2 separate regions of the Homo sapiens genome follow, and region 1 is linked to region 2. Evidence: chromatin loops called from intact Hi-C (ENCODE). Cell type or tissue: ascending aorta. All regions are shown on one strand.

Evidence for each region. Peaks named below come from ENCODE experiments on the same cell type or tissue, not always from the same donor. Only the 100,000 strongest peaks of a DNase experiment are listed, where the experiment ranks them.
Region 1: a loop joins it to region 2, with 2.0 times the contacts of the local background. A loop is called at or near these places in 3 of 110 quality-filtered maps.

What each region holds. Positions count from the first base shown.
Region 1 is chr1:17,570,512-17,578,511 of GRCh38, forward strand. All of the region lies in intron 1 of ARHGEF10L (Rho guanine nucleotide exchange factor 10 like), which reads left to right. Among named protein-coding and RNA genes, the nearest start is that of ARHGEF10L, 35 kb to the left of the region's middle. RefSeq lists an enhancer at 11-527. In ascending aorta, a CTCF peak has its summit at 4,232 (motif pointing right); no DNase peak of the experiment used is centred here; H3K4me3 peaks cover 942 bases; H3K27ac peaks cover 8,000 bases.
Region 2 is chr1:17,625,470-17,633,469 of GRCh38, forward strand. ARHGEF10L (Rho guanine nucleotide exchange factor 10 like) reads left to right here. Exons shown (of 29, transcript NM_018125.4): 14 at 487-579; 15 at 1,861-2,034; 16 at 6,852-6,997. Among named protein-coding and RNA genes, the nearest start is that of LINC02810, 88 kb to the right of the region's middle. RefSeq lists enhancers at 4,021-4,674, 4,675-5,326. In ascending aorta, a CTCF peak has its summit at 4,182 (motif pointing left); DNase peaks (open chromatin) are centred at 4,742 and 7,182; H3K4me3 peaks cover 1,405 bases; H3K27ac peaks cover 8,000 bases.

The sequences.
Region 1 (8,000 bases), 55 kb before region 2:
GTGGAGAGAGGTAGGACATGAAGTCGGGGGGGTTGTGGGGGCTCTGACACGTGGGGCCTCAGAGATCAAGATGAGGGCTTGGGTCTTCCTTAAATGAGGTGAGAAAACATTCCAGGCTCTGAGCGGAGGATGAACTTGGCCGCTGTGCTGAGAACAACATGTCAGGGCAGGGGTAGAGGTGAGAGCAGAGGGACTGGTCAGGAGGCGTTTTGAATAGCCCAGGTGAGAGATGATGGTGGTTTGGGCCATGGTGGTACTGTGGAGGGGGTGAGATGCGCTCGGATTCTGGGCGTATGTTGAAGGTAGAGCCAGCAGGTTTGCTGAAGGGTGGGCCCTGGGTGTGAGACAGAGGTGTCAAGGATGACTCCAAGGTTTTGGCCTTAGCAGCTGGTGGGATGGTGCTAGCAAGCGGGATGGGAAGACTGGGAGGAGCAGGGTTCTTTGTTCTGGCAGCATGGTGATCAGGAGGTGGGTATGGGCACGTTAAGGCTGAGATGCCCGATCAATCACTGAGTGAAGACACAGAGCAGGCAGAGGGGCAGAGCCTGGAGTTCAAGGGCAGGACAGGCTGGAGGCATCACTATGGCCATGGCTTAGGACCCACGAAGTGAGCCAGGTGACCCAGGTGGCCCAGGGAGGAGCCGCGGTGTAGCCTGAACCTGGGAACTGCCAACCTGGAGGGAGGAAGGAGGAGCGGAGGAAGGGGAGCTGGAGCGAGACGTGAAAGAAGGGAGCAGCTGGCAGGTCAGGCAGAATGGGGACCGAGATGCTCCTCTCTCCCCATCCTGGTCCATCAGAACCGGTGTAGTGGAGGCCGCAGGTGACCTCGTGAGCTGGCTGGCAAAGCGGTGGGCACACACTTGGTTGGGAATAGGTAGCTCAGCACAGAATAGGAGACAGGGACAGGAGACGGAGCATGGGCACTCCTCGGGGAAGTCTTGTAAAGGGGAGCAGAGAAATGGGGTAGTGGGTGGAGAGGGTATGGGATCAGATGAGCAGTAATGCAGCGTATTTATTCATTTATTTATTATGACTTTTTTGAGATGGAGTCTTGTTCTGTCACCCCAGCTGGAGTGCAGTAGTGCGATCTTGGCTCACTGCAACCTCTGCCTCCTGGGTTCAAGTGATTCTCCTGCCTCAGCCTCCCGAGTAACTGGGATTACAGGTGCCCGTCACCACTCCCGGCTAATTTTTGTATTTTTAGTAGAGATAGGGTTTCACCACCTTGACCAGGCTGGTCTTGGACCTCTGAGCTCAAGTGATCCACCAGCCTTGGCCTCCCAAAGTGCTGGGATTATAGGCATGAACCACCATGTCTGGCCACATATTTCTATTTGCTGGGAAGGATCCAGTAGAGAGGAGCTGCGTCTCTTGGTGGCCTCGGCTTCTACCCTAGAAAGACGTCCTTGTACCATGCAAAAGACTCCTCCCTTCCCTCCTTACCCCATCTCATTTCTGGCATCAGCTCAGAGGCCAGTTTGGGGGGGCTCCTCCAGTTGCCCATCTGCAGACCTGTGGACCAGTGATGGGATGGGCAGGGGACCCCTGCAGGTAATTCCGCTCAGAAAGGCAGGGGCCATGGATGGGCAGCAATTCTGAGATCCAGCTGTGCGCAACCATCTCCCTGACCCAGCCCGAATTCTTTGCTTGCGGGGGTCAGTCCACCCGATGTGGGAGGGTGCGGCCTGGGAGAGACCACCAGGGCACCGGCAGAGGAGAACGCCTTGTACTGGGTCCATTTTGGGAGCCCGGGACGCCCTCCTCAGCCCCCTGCTCCATGGGGCCTTGTGGGAATATCAGGGTAGAAAACTCTGCAGGCATGGAGAGTTTAGCTGTGGGTTAGCTCCCACCTGTGACCGATGGAGAGCGTGGTGCGGGCCCCTTCCTGCTGTCCCTCTGTTGTGCTTTAGGTGAGTTCCTGCCCAGGGCTGGGCCAAGTTTATTACCTTACTTCTTCCTCATCTGAACTGGAGAGAGCCTCACCTCCTTGCACACTCCCCCCTTTTACTTACAAAGCTAAGTGAGTCTAAGAAGCCTAAGCCAGTGGTGGAGCCAGGATCAGAACACGCCTGATCCCCTAGCCCCTGCCCTGGCTCTGATCTGGAAGTGGGGCACTGTGCCCTCCCCTGCCTTGGGTATGTACCCGCTGGCCTCCTGTGGCTGCTGCCTGAGGACAGGAACCCGGAACTCTCTTTTGTTTCTTTGTCCCCAGTGCCAAGCTGGGGCCTGGCAGGCAGTAGGTGCGCAGTGAGAAGTTGGCTGAGTGGGGAAGGATGAGTGGCTTACTTTGTGAAAGGTGGAGGAGGTGAGCCTGACCCCTGGAGGTGAGGAGGGTGAACTGGGGTCACAGATTCCCCAAAGGTTGTACCTCAGCTTGGCCCCCTGGAGGCTTTAGTTCAGCCCTGAGGTGTAGCAGGAGCAACGCTGCCCCTCCCTTTGGCTCCACCCTGATGCCTGGGGAGTGGTAGACACCCCTGTGTGTGCCCCCAAATCCTACTGTTTCCCTTGGCAGTGCCCCTCCGTGAGCTCCAGCTCTTTCCTGCCATTCTTCCGTCTGTACACCTGCTGGGTTGCAGGGACGCACATGGACCTCCCTTTCCCTGCCTGCCTCATCCTCCTGGGGGGCTTTGGGTAGGTCCCTTCCCATCTGAGCCTCAGCTTCCCTGTGTCTAAAAAGGAGGTGAGGAAACCCACCTCTCAGGCTGCCTGCAGCCTAAACACACTCTCATGCTAAGTGGCGAGGGCCCAGCAGCGAGGACGCCCAGCAGCTGGGAGGCGGGCATCCCTGTTGTAGGTGGGGAAGCTGAGGCTCTGATGGGCGAGTTGATGGCACACAGTATGTGTCATGCCAGCTGCTGTCCCCTCTCTGGCTTCCAGGTGGGAGCCACGGTGCCCCATCACAGGGACACCCCTGATGTGGGGCTGAGGGTCTGGGGTTCTCTGGAGAAGAGGGGGGTCAGTTCAGCTGATGGCAGGTGGCTTCCTCCGGCACTTCAGCTTCTTCACTCCTTCTGCTGGGCTGGATCGCCGGGGACAAAGGGGTTAATGTGTCTGGGGGCTGGGAGGGAAGGAGGAAGAGCAGGAGGAGGAGGTAGAGGAGGGGGGCTGGAGATAGAGTCTGGGGCCGCCCCCCTCCCACGCTGTCCAGCCACTTCTCCAGGCTGGCTCTGGTTTCCCAGGCAACAGCCCCCAGGGGTCCCCTCTGGCCTGGCCTCAGGGTCGGCTCCTTCCCACAGAGACCTACTCCCAGGGCCCCCTCCCCAGTGCTCCCCACTCTTCCTGCCTGCAGATCCTCACCAGGGGCTCCCTAGGAGGTCAGTGCGGGAGGGTGGGTGCCACCGACTCTGGGCTCAGGACAGAGTCTCCATTGTCTGAGGCTCCAGCCATTGACCAAACTTGGCCCCTGCCCCAGTGAGGCAGGCCCCCTTCTCAGAGCTCCCCTCCCCCTCCCTGGTGAAGAGGAAAGGAAGTTGGAGCCGCCCCCACCTCGGGAAGCCCTTTGAGTGTCCATCAGGTCGGTGAGGGAGGAGCTGGGGTGTGTGGTCCCTTGCCAGATTCTGCAGCTCTGGCACCTGCAGGGTTGAGGAGGGTCTGGGAGGACGCTCCCTGACCCACCCACTCCCCTACTCCCCCTTCCACCCTGGGCCTGGGACCAGGCTGAGGGTCCTGCCCTCTTGCTCCCAGGGGCTCCGTAGCTGTGTGGCCTTGGGGATGCCCCTCAGTCTCTGTCAGCCTCATTTTCCTCATCTGCTATGGGAATCAAATGAGATGCAAACTAAAATGTTCAGTATGGGGCCCGGTGCAGACAGTGCTCGGAGGTGTCAGCTATTGTCATTTCAAATTTTGTGATCTCAGGCCTGGTGTTCCGGTGGAATACGTTTGTCTTGGACTTAGTTTAGCAGTCTGTAAAATGAGAAAATGCTGTTGGTCCTCAGGGACTGGCAGGAACCGTGGGAAGGAAACTGACATTCATTACAAACCTACCAGTGTTGTCCAATGTCATCTTATTTACACCTGCACCTGACAGGTAAGCACAGGAGGCGCAGAGGGCTGCCTGCTTCGGAGTGGGGCTGCTGGAGAGCAGAGGATGAGTGTTGTCTGGGCTGGCTTCATACCAAGGCCGGGTTCCTGTCCACACACCTCATCCTTCTCTTCTGCCTGCGCCCCTCCTGCTATAGCTCTGCCTGTGTTTTCTTGAAGGCAGCTCCTCTCTCCCCATCCCGGACTCTCCACCAGGTGGCCCTTTGCGCTGAGAAGAGCTGTGGGCATCTTGCTGCCCTGCGTGGGGGAGCCGTGGGCCCTCTTCTCTGTCAGGAGACCCCGCCCCACTTCCTGTTCCAGCTCCATTGTGTGGTTTGCATCCCCTTCTCTTCCTTCCGGGCCCCGGGCTTTCAGGACAGGCAGAGGACACCAGGAGGGCTTGTACCTCACCTTCCATCTGTTCTCCCCTCCTCTGGGCCGAAGCCCCACACAAGCAGCTCCCCAGGTCCAGGGATGTCCCAGCCTCATGGGTTCCTGGTCTGTGCCCTTTGGTTCCATGCTGGGTGGGTCCCAAGCAGGGGAAGGTCTCAGCTGTTGTCTAGTGTGTACCCCGGGCCAGACCCAGTGCTACCCATGCTGAGATGGAAAGAAGCCCAGTGCCCCCAGAGAGGTCACAGGCTCTTGGGGAGGGCAACAGTTATAATGGGGCTGTGTCTGCAGGCATGTACCTGTCCCAGCACCACCCATGCTCTTTGAAAACAGCCTGTTGGCCCCCTATCAGCTGCACCTCTGAGCCACTGAATCAGAATCTCTGGGTGTGGGCCTGGGACATAAATATTTTTAAAAAGCTTCACAACTGGAAACCACTGTGTGAAATGGGTCTAAGGAAGCTTTGCAGAGGAGAAATGGGGTCTGGTTTTGATGACTGAACAGGAATTTGCTTGCTGGTTGTGAGAGAGAATTCCATGTGGAGGGAACAGACAGCTTAAGCAAAGGCCTGGAGATGTCAAACAGGTCAGGTGGCATGGTCATGGGGCTGAAAGCCATTCGTGAGAGCCAGAGCAGAGTTCCAGGCCAGGCCCGGAGCCGATGAGATCCGAGAGGTCGGTGGAGGGGGCGAATCTTGGAGGGCCTTGCTTAGGACCCAGGCTCCATTCTGACAGTGATGGGGAAGGGTTTGAAGCAATAAGGTGATGTGACAGGTGTGTTTGCGGAGTGTCTCTGTGGCAGCGGAGGTGGCAGGTGGGTTGGCCTAGCGTGTGTCTAATGAGAGTTGAAAGCCAGAGAGACCTCTCAGAGAACACAGGTACGTGGAGGAGTTCTGGTCCTGACCAGCCCAAGCACCTGGTCTTTCCCCCCATTCCCCACCTTCTTTCTGCTTCAGGAGGTGGGCCCTGCAGAGGGCCTCTGAGGCCAGAGCTTGACAAGCGTGCTTGGGCCAGAACCGATTCCTTGCTTCTCTCTGGGCAGGGCTGGGTGGCCGCTGCCCAGCTCATCCCAGCAGTCCAGCTGCTGCTTCCCCCGCTTCTGCCTGGACCTTGTTAGAGAAAGAGGCCGGCCTTTCCTGTCCTCAAGGCACGACTTGCGCAGCCTTCCAGACTTTCAGGGCCCCCAAGTGTTTTCTTCCTCCAGGCCTCATTCAGGTGGAAGAGGGATGGGGCAGCTTGATGTGTGAGGGGTGGGAGATGGTCTTGGGGGGCCCGGGGTGGGACAGGGGCAGGCAGGAGGAGGGTTTCCTAGTGGGGCCTCTGGGCAGATGGACTTTGAACCCTAGTGGGAGGGGAACTAATAAGCACTGACTAAATTAGCCAAGCCAGGAAGACACCTGCTGTGATGAGCTGGGCAGCTGAGGGCAGAGGGAGGTGCCAATGCCGGGCTGCTCTGGGTGGTCCCGTCGCTGAGCCTAACCTGCTCCGGGCCTCTGGTGGGCACACCCCATAGCCGGGAGCTGGGGCCTCCCCTCTTCCTCCCTTGTCTGAGCACTGCCTCCTCCTCAGCCATTCCACGCAGTAGCAGGAAGGGGAACTGTTCAGTGTCCGCCTGTTCCTTGGGTTTGGTGGTCATTGTTAAAAAGGTGACCTCCAAGAGAAAACAATCTCCTATAACCCCACCACCCAAGCATAGCCTGGATAGGGTCCCCATGGTAACAGAGGCCCCTGTCTACCCAGAGCTTACTCCGTGCAGGGCATGGAGCGTAGAATTCATCACACCCACTGCTGGGTCCTCATTTCATCAGCACAGGACGCTCAGGAAGCAGGTGCTGGTCTTACTCCCACCGCCCCAGTGAGAAAGGAATTCACTGCTGCTGTGGCAAGTGGCAGAGCTGGGATTTGAACCTGAATCATCCCGGCACCAAATCCTATCCTCTAAACGTGGCCTTCGGTGTCACCGCCTGGAGAGTCACCGTGCTGTGGGCAGTGCCCTCCTCCTTTGGACTCAGTTTCCACATCTGTAAAGCAAGAGCAACACTGCCCTCTTGGAGCTACTTTCTGGTTCTGACATGCCATGCTTTTGTATTAGTTCTCTTTTTAAAGATGAGAATGGTTATTGTTTATTTATTTATTTATTTTTGAGACAGTCTTGCTCTGTCGCCTAGGCTGGAGTGGCAGTGGTGTGATCTTGGCTCACTGCAACATCCACCTCCCAGGTTCAAGTGATTCTCCTGCTTCAGCTTCTCGAGTAGCTGGGACTACAGGCATGTGCCACCACGGCTGGCTAATTTTTTGTATTTTTAGTAGAGATGGGGTTTCACCATGTTGGCCAGGCTGGTTTCGAACTCCTGACCTCAAGTGATCTGCCTGCCCCGGCCTCCCAAAGTGCTGGGATTACAGGCATGAGCCACCATGACTGGCCTGAAGTGGGTACTTTTTAATCCCCATTTTGCAGATGAGTAAACTGAGGCCCAGAGATAGGATTAACTCATCCAAGGTCTCATAGCTGCTGAGTGGAACCCAGGTGGTATTGGGGAACCTGAACTCTTTTCTAACCCCGTGAGGATCTGTGGTGGTGGCAGGGGGCTGCTGTGAGCCATCCCCACTCCCTTGTCCACATCCTTCTGAGACTAACAGCCTGTGTGTGCAAAATGGTGGCCACAGGCCTATGGGTATGGGCAGGGCTTGCTGGGCTGCGTCCTCGTCCCGACACTTCAGAGCCCCGCATTAGCCTGTAGCAAACACCTTCCAGATTCCAGCCCCAAAGGCTAGGGAGGCAGTGCGATCAGAGGATTGAGATTAGGCTTTAGGGTCAGTGCTCACTGGCTGGAATCCTAGTGTGGTCACCTTGTCCTCTTGCTTCTGTGACCTGGGGCAAATATTTGCTTCTCTGAGCCTCTGTTTCCTCATCCGTAAGCTGGGGTGTTACGAGAATTAGATAGAATAATGCTAATAAAGTGTCAGGCTCCATACATGTTGGTGTCTCTCTTCCTTTCTAGGGAAAGCCTTGGGCTTTGGAGGGGAGGGCAGGAATCAGTCCCAAAGGGTGAAGAAAGGGGAGGACATTGGACTTTCTGCCCTGGAAGGGAAGGATCCTGGGTTTTGGCCCCAGGGTAGAGTAGCAGCCTCTTTCTGTATCATCATCAAATTGTATTTAAGGAGCAATTTGGACAGGAGGCTGGGCAAAGTGCCTCCCTTTTTCCTTCTGTAAAATGGGTATAGGTCTTTCTGCTGCTTCCCTCCTGGAACTCTTGGGGCAGCAGAGCCCTCAGAGAAAGGCTGAGCAGACCTCAGAGGTTTTGAATGAGCCCACTGGGAGGGGGCCCTGTAGCAGGAGTGCCGTGCAGCTACAGGTTTGTTTTCCAAAATCCTTTGCTGAAGTAAAAGTTTAGTCCTGAGAGTTTTCAGCGTGGGTCTAAAAGGCACAGTCACACGCTTAGCAGAGAGTAACTGGTATCATCAGTCACAGTGAGAAATGCAGGCAGGTGTCAGGGTTCACATCTGTGATCCCAGCACTTGTTGAGGTCAACAAGGGAGGATGGCTTGAGCCCAGGAGTTTGGGACCAGCCTGGGCAACAGAGTAAGACC
Region 2 (8,000 bases):
AGTGGAGGCAGGTGGAGAAACTGTGGGATTGCAGCATATGGGGGCCAGGACCAGGTAACAGGTGTGTGGATGGAGTGGGGGATGGATGCAAGAGACAGGACAGAAGGTCCCCCTGTGCCCCGCCCCTTACCCTAGCCCAAATCTGTCTGCATTTAGTTTAAGTGGAGGGAATGGTTGCCTTGGCCACTTCTAGAAGTCTGACATCTTGAATAAATTGCTGAGTTTCCCAGTTATGCCTTTAGTTCAGAGACCTTAAGATGACTGCTTTAGTCTCCTGAGGGTGCGCGGCCATGCAGGGGCACTGGTGGGAGAGGGATCCCTGGCTGCAGAACCACGGACCTCTCTCAGCTCTTCTTGCAAGCCCAGGGATAGGCAGGGTCTTAGGGCCTGGGGAGAGGAGCCCAGAATGGGGACAGTGTCTGGACTCTGGGGCACTGGGCCCTCTCTGCAGGGGGTCAGCGAATGACGGAACCTTGTCTCCACCAGCGACGGCAGGTGTGCAGCCCAGACCGTGTCACCCTCTACGGGCTGATGGTCAAGCCCATCCAGAGGTTCCCACAGTTCATACTCCTGCTTCAGGTACTGCTCAGGATTCCAGCAGCTTCAACCCACAGGGTTTGCCTGTGGGCTGGGAGGTGCCTCCTGGGGTAGGAGGGAGGAGGTCTGGGCTCTTGTCCGTGATCCATAACCCACCCAACCTGCTGTGGGACTCTGGCCTCATCTTTCTCCACTTCTAGAGTGAAATTGATTGTAACTGACAGCTCAGTTTGCACGCCCCTCTGTGGGGGACGCTGAGGGACTGCTGGTGGCCTGAGTCTGGGTTGCAGGAAGGGAGTGAAGGCACAGGGAATCCCGGGACCCGCAGGGCTCCTGGCATGGAGGAGATGCTCAGTAAACATGCTGAGCTTGGCCATTTCAGATTCGAGCTTCAGAACAGGGGATTCCTAAGGGACATTAGCCCCACACAGGGTCCTGGAGAGCTTGGGACACTGTCCCAACCACTGAGGGTCCTTGGGCAGGGGCTGGCCCTCATCAGGGAGCTGAGAGGGTGGCTACCAGGCTGAGGGGTCCGGTGGCACATTGCTATCCACTCTCAGTGCTGCTGGCCTGTGGGAGTGGGCTCTTATGTAACCATACCATTTATCAATTGATCAGTGATTGATCTATAAGTTTATTTATTTACCATCATAACCATTTCTAAGTGCATTCACATTGTTCTGCAACCATCACCACCACCCATCCCAGAACTTTCTCATCATCCTGAACCGAAACTCTGCCCATTCAACAACTCCCGATTCTCCCTCCCCACAGCCTCCGGCAACCACCATTCTACCCTGTGTCTCTATGACTCTGACTGCTCTAGGAAAACACGTATACGTGGAATCATACAATGTTTTTCTTTTCGTGACTGGCTTGTTTTCCTTAACATGAGGTCTTCAAGATTCATCGTGTCCTAGCATGTGTCTGAATTTCCTTCCTTTTCAAGGCTGAATAATACGCCATTGTATGGAGAGACCACATTTTGTTTACGCGTTAGTCTGTCGACGGACATTTTTGCCTCCACATTTTGGCGACTGTGGCTAATGCTGCTATGAACATGGCTGGACAAATATCTGTTTGAGACCCCGCTTTCAGTTCATGTGGGTCTATTCCTAGAAAGATCCATGCTTTTGTTTTCTTTTTCATGCATTAGCTGTTTCTTGAGGTCTTGTTCTGCATCTGGTGCCATCTGTCCTGGCCTCAGGCCGGGCCCTTTGCAGACCCAGTGTGTGTAGGGGGTTGCGCAGGGTGAGGCTTTGCCCCAGGCTGGGGTAGAGTTGGTCATGGGTGGGCTGCTCAGTCTCTGCTCTGACCTGGCAGGACATGCTGAAGAACACCCCCAGGGGCCATCCGGACAGGCTGTCGCTGCAGCTGGCCCTCACAGAGCTGGAGACGCTGGCTGAGAAGCTGAACGAGCAGAAGCGGCTGGCTGACCAGGTGGCTGAGATCCAGCAGCTGACCAAGAGCGTCAGTGACCGCAGCAGCCTCAACAAGGTGAGCTGGGCCTCCCACCTGCCTGCCCTCACCTGCCTGCCCTCACCTGTGCTCCTGCCCGTGCCCCTGCCCCACGCCACCCACACTAGGTGGCAGTGTTCTCTGAGGGAGGGGAGGCCTTGCTCTTCCAAGGATGTGACCTTGGGGATTGGATCCTCAGCGGGACCCCCACGTTCATTCCTGTTCATGTTATTTTAAGATAAAAGTTCATTTTGTGCATCAGTGTGATTTCCAGTAAAGTCTCCAGAAATCAAAGCCTAGTTAAATGAACAGGCTCTGGAGAGTCAGAATCTGGGTTTAGATCCAGATTTTGCCATAGGTGCTTGCTGTGTGCCCTCAAGGGAATCACCCACCCTCTCTGAACCTCACTTGCTCCCTTTGAAATGAGGAGCATTTAATAGCACCGGAGCCCTAGGGCTGCTGCCGCAAAAGAGGGAGCTGGCAAAGTGGCTTCGTGATTGTCCTTAACACAAGAAGAAAGATGAAAAGTCCATGCCATGTTTTGGGGTTGCCGCTTAGGAACATGCTATTAAAAAAAAAAAAAGAAAATTGGGCTGGGCGTGGTAGCTCACGCCTGTAGTCCCAGCACTTTGGGAGGCTGAGGCAGGCAGATCACCTGAGGTCAGGAGTTCGAGACCAGCCTGGCCAACATGGTGAAACCTTGTCTCTACTAAAAATATAAAAATTAGCCAGGCATGGTGGCACACGCCTGTAATCCCGGAAGGCTGAGGAAGGAGAATCACTTGAATTCAGGAGGCAGAGGTTGCAGTGAACCGAGATTGTGCCACTGTACTCCAGCCTGGGTGACAGAGGGAGACTCTGTCTCTAAAGGAAAAAAACCAAACAAAACCAAAAGACTTGCAAATGAGTCTGTAGAGGAGCCTGTTTTTAAAGCACAAGGTCACCTCACAGAGTCACCTGTTGGTCACTGGAGTCCCTCTTCTTCCCTCTCAGCACATGACATGAACTGCCTGGCTCTGTGCTGGGGTCTCTGGGAGGTCCCACACCCCAGCCCCCCTGTTCACCTACTGGAGGGTAGGGGAGGGCTGGGATAGTTTAGGCTGGGGTGCCCAGGCCCTGGGCACATTGCAGGACTGTTCTTTGGAGAACGGATACTGTGTGAGGTCATAGGGAGAGGTTCAAATTTTCTGGGGAATAAACTGGGAGCCTCTTGGCTCTGTGGGGTCCTAGAAGCAGAACTAAGGCCTATGGCTGGCTGTTCCCAGGAGGGAGGTTTCAGCAGCACGGGGTAGACCTTTCTAAGAGTCCAGGAAGGAGTACCCAGAGGGAGAGTGGCCCTTTCCATGTGTGCTGCACTTTACAGTATAGAATGCTGTCTAACCTGCATCAGCATCTTTGCTTTCCACCCCATGCCTGTGAAGTGGGGCAGGGACAAGGCCTCCTGTAGGGTCCCCTGCAGTGCCAAGCTTCAGGCAACCCACATCTTAGGACTCTGTTGCTTCAGGCCAAATTCAGGTTGCAGGTTGTGTTGTGGCCCACACAGTATTTTATTCTATTTAATTTAATTTTATTTTGAGACAGGGCCTCATGCTGTTGCCCAGGCTGGAGTACAGTGGTACAATAACGGCTCACTGCAGCCTTGAGCTCCTGGGCTCAAGTGAGCCTCCTGCCTCAGCCTCTTGAGTAGCTGGGACTACAAGCACGAGCTACCACACCCAGCTAATTAATTTTTTTTTTTTTTTTGTAGAGATGGGGTCTCACTATGATGCCCAGGCTGGTCTCAAACTCCTGGGATCAAGTGATCCTCCTGCCTCAGCCTCCCAAAGTGTTGGGATCACAGGCATGAGCCACGGTGCCCGGCCCACACAGTAGTTTTAAGAACATGGCAGTAGTTGCCAACATTTAAAAATTGAGAGAGATCCTATAAAATTCAGACTTGTGGGTCTCCTGGGAGGGTAGGAAGAGCTGGCTCACCGACCCACCTTCCCACGTGGCACCAGCCCCCGAGTGGCAGCTGCCCACTTCCCCTTGGTTCCTACCCACCTTTCCCACTGATGTTACCTGCAAGCCCCTAAGGCATCTGAGTTTATTTTACCTGCTCCAGGAGGATTGGGCTGGGGAAGACGAGATGGGGAGGGGACAGCGCCCTCTCCTGGGGATGTCCCCATCCACGTGGCTCAGGTTGGGCATGAGGGGCAGGGTCACTCTCCACCCCCTGGTTCCAGGCAGGACTAACTCAGCCATCCCCCACACAAGCCTCGAGTTTGGAATGTCTCGGGAGAAAAAGCCTTCAGCCCCGCCATGACCACCCGTGCTGGCCTTTGCGCTCAGGAATCTTCTCCTCTCCCCACCTTCGGCTCCCTCTTCGGTGACCAAGAGGCTTTCTCTTGCTTTGCCTCATACACCTGTGCAGCCACAGTGGGGAGAGGCCTCTTGGGAGGAGGAAATAAATTCCGTAGTGGTTGGGAAGAGCCGTTCTGCCCTCTCCTGCTCTGTGAGGTGGGCCCTGGCTGGAGGTAAGGGAGACCTCTTTGATGCTGGGCAAAGGACTAGAGGCTCTAAGCTTCCATGTCTCCATTTGCTGGGTGAGGGTAGGTTGGACCATGTGAGATGTTAGGAAGAGTGTGGTGGAGGCCGCACCCTGGGCTTCCCCCTCCAGGGCCCTCCCTGGACAGTCCTGGCCAGTTCTGTGACCTGTTTAGTGATGTCCCTATCACCATCACCCAGGGAGAAGCAGAAACGAAACTGGGTGTAACCCGAAACGGAACCATGCCAGCTGTTTCAAAATAGCCTAGGCAGGAGCCTCCAGAGGGCCGTTTGTGCAATATCCTGGTTTTCTTTTTCTTTTTGTTGGTTTTCATCTGCCAAGGGGGCAGCGCTGACTGCCAGAGCCCACGGGACTTTCCTCTTCCAAGTTTTGGGTCATGGCACATTTGGCAGCCCTTGGGGCGGGGGGCCCTGCTGTCTTCAAGGTCCGAGTAGTGGTCTCTTGAGTTGGCGTTTGGTTTCCTTGTGGAAATAGTGAGGCGGAGCCTGGCCTTAGCAGCTGTGGGGGACCCCAAGTCCTCCTGCATGTTAGGAGCGGTGGGGCCTCCCCTGGCTCCTGTCACACTGTGCACTAGCTGCTCAATGCAGGGAATGGTGAACGTGGCCTGGCTCTGTCCTGTGCTGTCAATCAACAGTGGGTGGGTCTCAGCGAGTCACTTTACCCCTGGAATCTCAGTTTCCTCACCTGGGCAATGGGGATGGCCTCAAGGACCGCTGAGCTGATTCAATGAGATGTGGAATATTAAGAGCCATCCTCAGTGCCTGGCACACCCTGGGCATTTGGTCCCACTGGGACTTTTGGTTGTGTGCCGACTTGAGAGAGATGATGCTTTGGAGAACAACAGCATTCTCTCCCGAGGAGGCTCGGGGTGATCTGTCCTTTTCTCTCCTGGGGATGCCTGGGGGTGATCTGTGTTTTTCTCTCTGGGGAGGCTCAGGGTGTTCTGTCCTTTTCTCTCCTGGGGATGCTCGGGGTGATCTGTCCTTTTCTGTCCTGGGGATGCCCGGGGGTGATCTATCTTTTTCTCTCTGGGGAGGCTCAGAGTGATCTGTCCTTTTCTGTCCTGGGGTTGCCTGGGGGTGATCTGTCTTTTTCTCTTTGGGGAGGCTCAGGGTGATCTGTCCTTTTATGTCCCGGGGAGGCTCGGGGTGATCTGTCCTTTTCCCAGACAGGATGGGGAAGGAAGGGGAGAGTAATGGTTGTCGTCAGAGTCACGGGTTTTGGGAATGAATTTTGCTGAATATCCTCCCTCCCTCCCAGAAAAAAATCCCCTTTAGAAAAAAGACGTTTTCCCAGGGTGTCCCTGGATGGGTTGGTGGCCCTGACACTAGCAGGGGGGGTCTTGACATCCAGCCTGAGGTTGGCAAATGCCTGCTTGGATGCCTGGGGTGTGAAAGTCTTTGTCCTCAGAGGGTGGTGTTATTGACTGGCAGGTCTGTTCCAACTCTGTCATGAGGCCACCTAAGAGGCGAGACAGGCCAAGGCTTTCAACAGGTTGGGGTGCAGGATGGGGTCCCCTGCACAAGGCCACGCCTGCTCCACTGTGAAGACCATCACAGACAGTAGTTGTCTATGGAGCACACATACAGGGCCGGCCTCTCAGGCCATGACCTGTGTCATCACACGTGACCCGTGTCATCACACGTGACCTGTGCCATCACACATGACCTGTGCCATCATACATGGCTGGTGCCCAGAAGGGCCCCATGCTTGCTTTCATGTTCTGCCATGGTCATCTTGAAATTCATAGTCACTTTGAACAAGAGCCTGTGTTTTCGTTTTGCACTGGACCGCAAGAGTCATGTAGCCAGACCCGGTCACATGTTCATTACCTTGTGTGATCTGAGCAGTAGAGGTATCTGCCCCCACTTGGTAGCTGAGTAAACTAAGGCTTGGACATGTGAAGTGACCTGCCCAAGGGCTTCACAGCAGGAGTGGGGATGGGGGCAGAGCCACCTCTGTAACTCCAGAGCTGTGTCCTTGGCAGTGGCAATCAGGCAGAATCCCTACAGAGAGGGGCTGGCAATGGCTGGCTCACCTGAGAAGGGGGCACTGGCTGCTGGGCCCACACGGGTGCTGGTGAATGCTCAGTCTCCCCATGGCCTCCGAGAGGAGGCCCCGATGTGTGGTCCTCTGGTCTTCCTCCCCAGTGCATCTTGTCACCCAGGGATGGAGGGAGTGGCTTCATCTCCTCCACCTCTCCCAGCCTCAGTCTCCCTTTCTGCACCATGGGAGGATTCTGGGTCTCCGGCGCGGTAAAGCCGCCGGGCCGCGATGCTGATGCTGACCTTCCCTGCCCCTCCTCCAGCTGTTGACCTCAGGCCAGCGGCAGCTGCTCCTGTGTGAGACGTTGACGGAGACCGTGTACGGTGACCGCGGGCAGCTAATTAAGTCCAAGGAGCGTCGGGTCTTCCTGCTCAACGACATGCTTGTCTGTGCCAACATCAACTTCAAGTAAGTGGGCCTGGGTTGGAGGGGGCAATCACCCCTCCCTGGAGACCCCATCCCGCCCTACTCCAGTCTCTTGGCCGGCCGCACTACAGTGGGACCCCATGTGAGCTTGGTTTAGGCTTCCAATATTCCTCTCCCATCCCTCTTGCCCTGCTCTGCCACTGGTCCCCAACGCTGGGAAGTACCTGGAGCAGTCATCGGGGGCAGCCCTCAGCCTCGGGCACACAGCTGTCCATGGTACAGAGTTGTTTGTTTTGGAACTCTGCAGTTGGTGACTAAACAGTGGTTTTGTCCACATTGAAATTCAAGAGATTCTTCCTTGTGTCTACCCCAGATCCCTGCGGCTTTAACTCAAATCTGTTTTGCTCTGGCCAGATTGCAGAATTTCTCAGTGTGAGCCTTTGCCTTTCCCCCACAGACCGGAGCATCATCATCGGCCCAGAGGAGCCTGGTTTGCTGGTTCTGGGCCGGGGATTGTGGAAATGCCCAAAGCCCGGCTGCTGGGCTGTGCCTGGGAGCCGGAGCCCTGGTGTGGGGTGAGGGTGAGGCTTTAGGCCAGAGCCTGAAGATGTGGCCCATCAGTTGCTTTAGGCTCCTGGGTATCTTATGTTTTACTAACACAGGGAGCCCACACCATGGGTGAGACATAGGAGAGATCTGACATTCTGGGGCCTGGCTGCCTGAGGCCACGTGGGCCTGGCACTGGGGCTTGGGCCCTGCCATTCTCCAGCCTTTCTGCTTTGCCCAGCTCACCTGCTCGCATCCCCTGCTTGGTCCTGCAGGGGACCCTGTATCAAATACTCCCTGAGAACTTCAGCTGTGGTTTTTCTAGCCAGGCTCTTAGGAGAACCTCTGCTCTCAATATTTGACAAGACTTTATTTTATTTTATTATTTTTTGAGATGGAATCTTGCTCTGTCTCCCAGGCTGGAGTGCAATGGCATGATCTCGGTTCACTGCAACCTCTGCCTCCTGGGTTTAAGTGATTCTTCTGCCTCAGCCTCCCG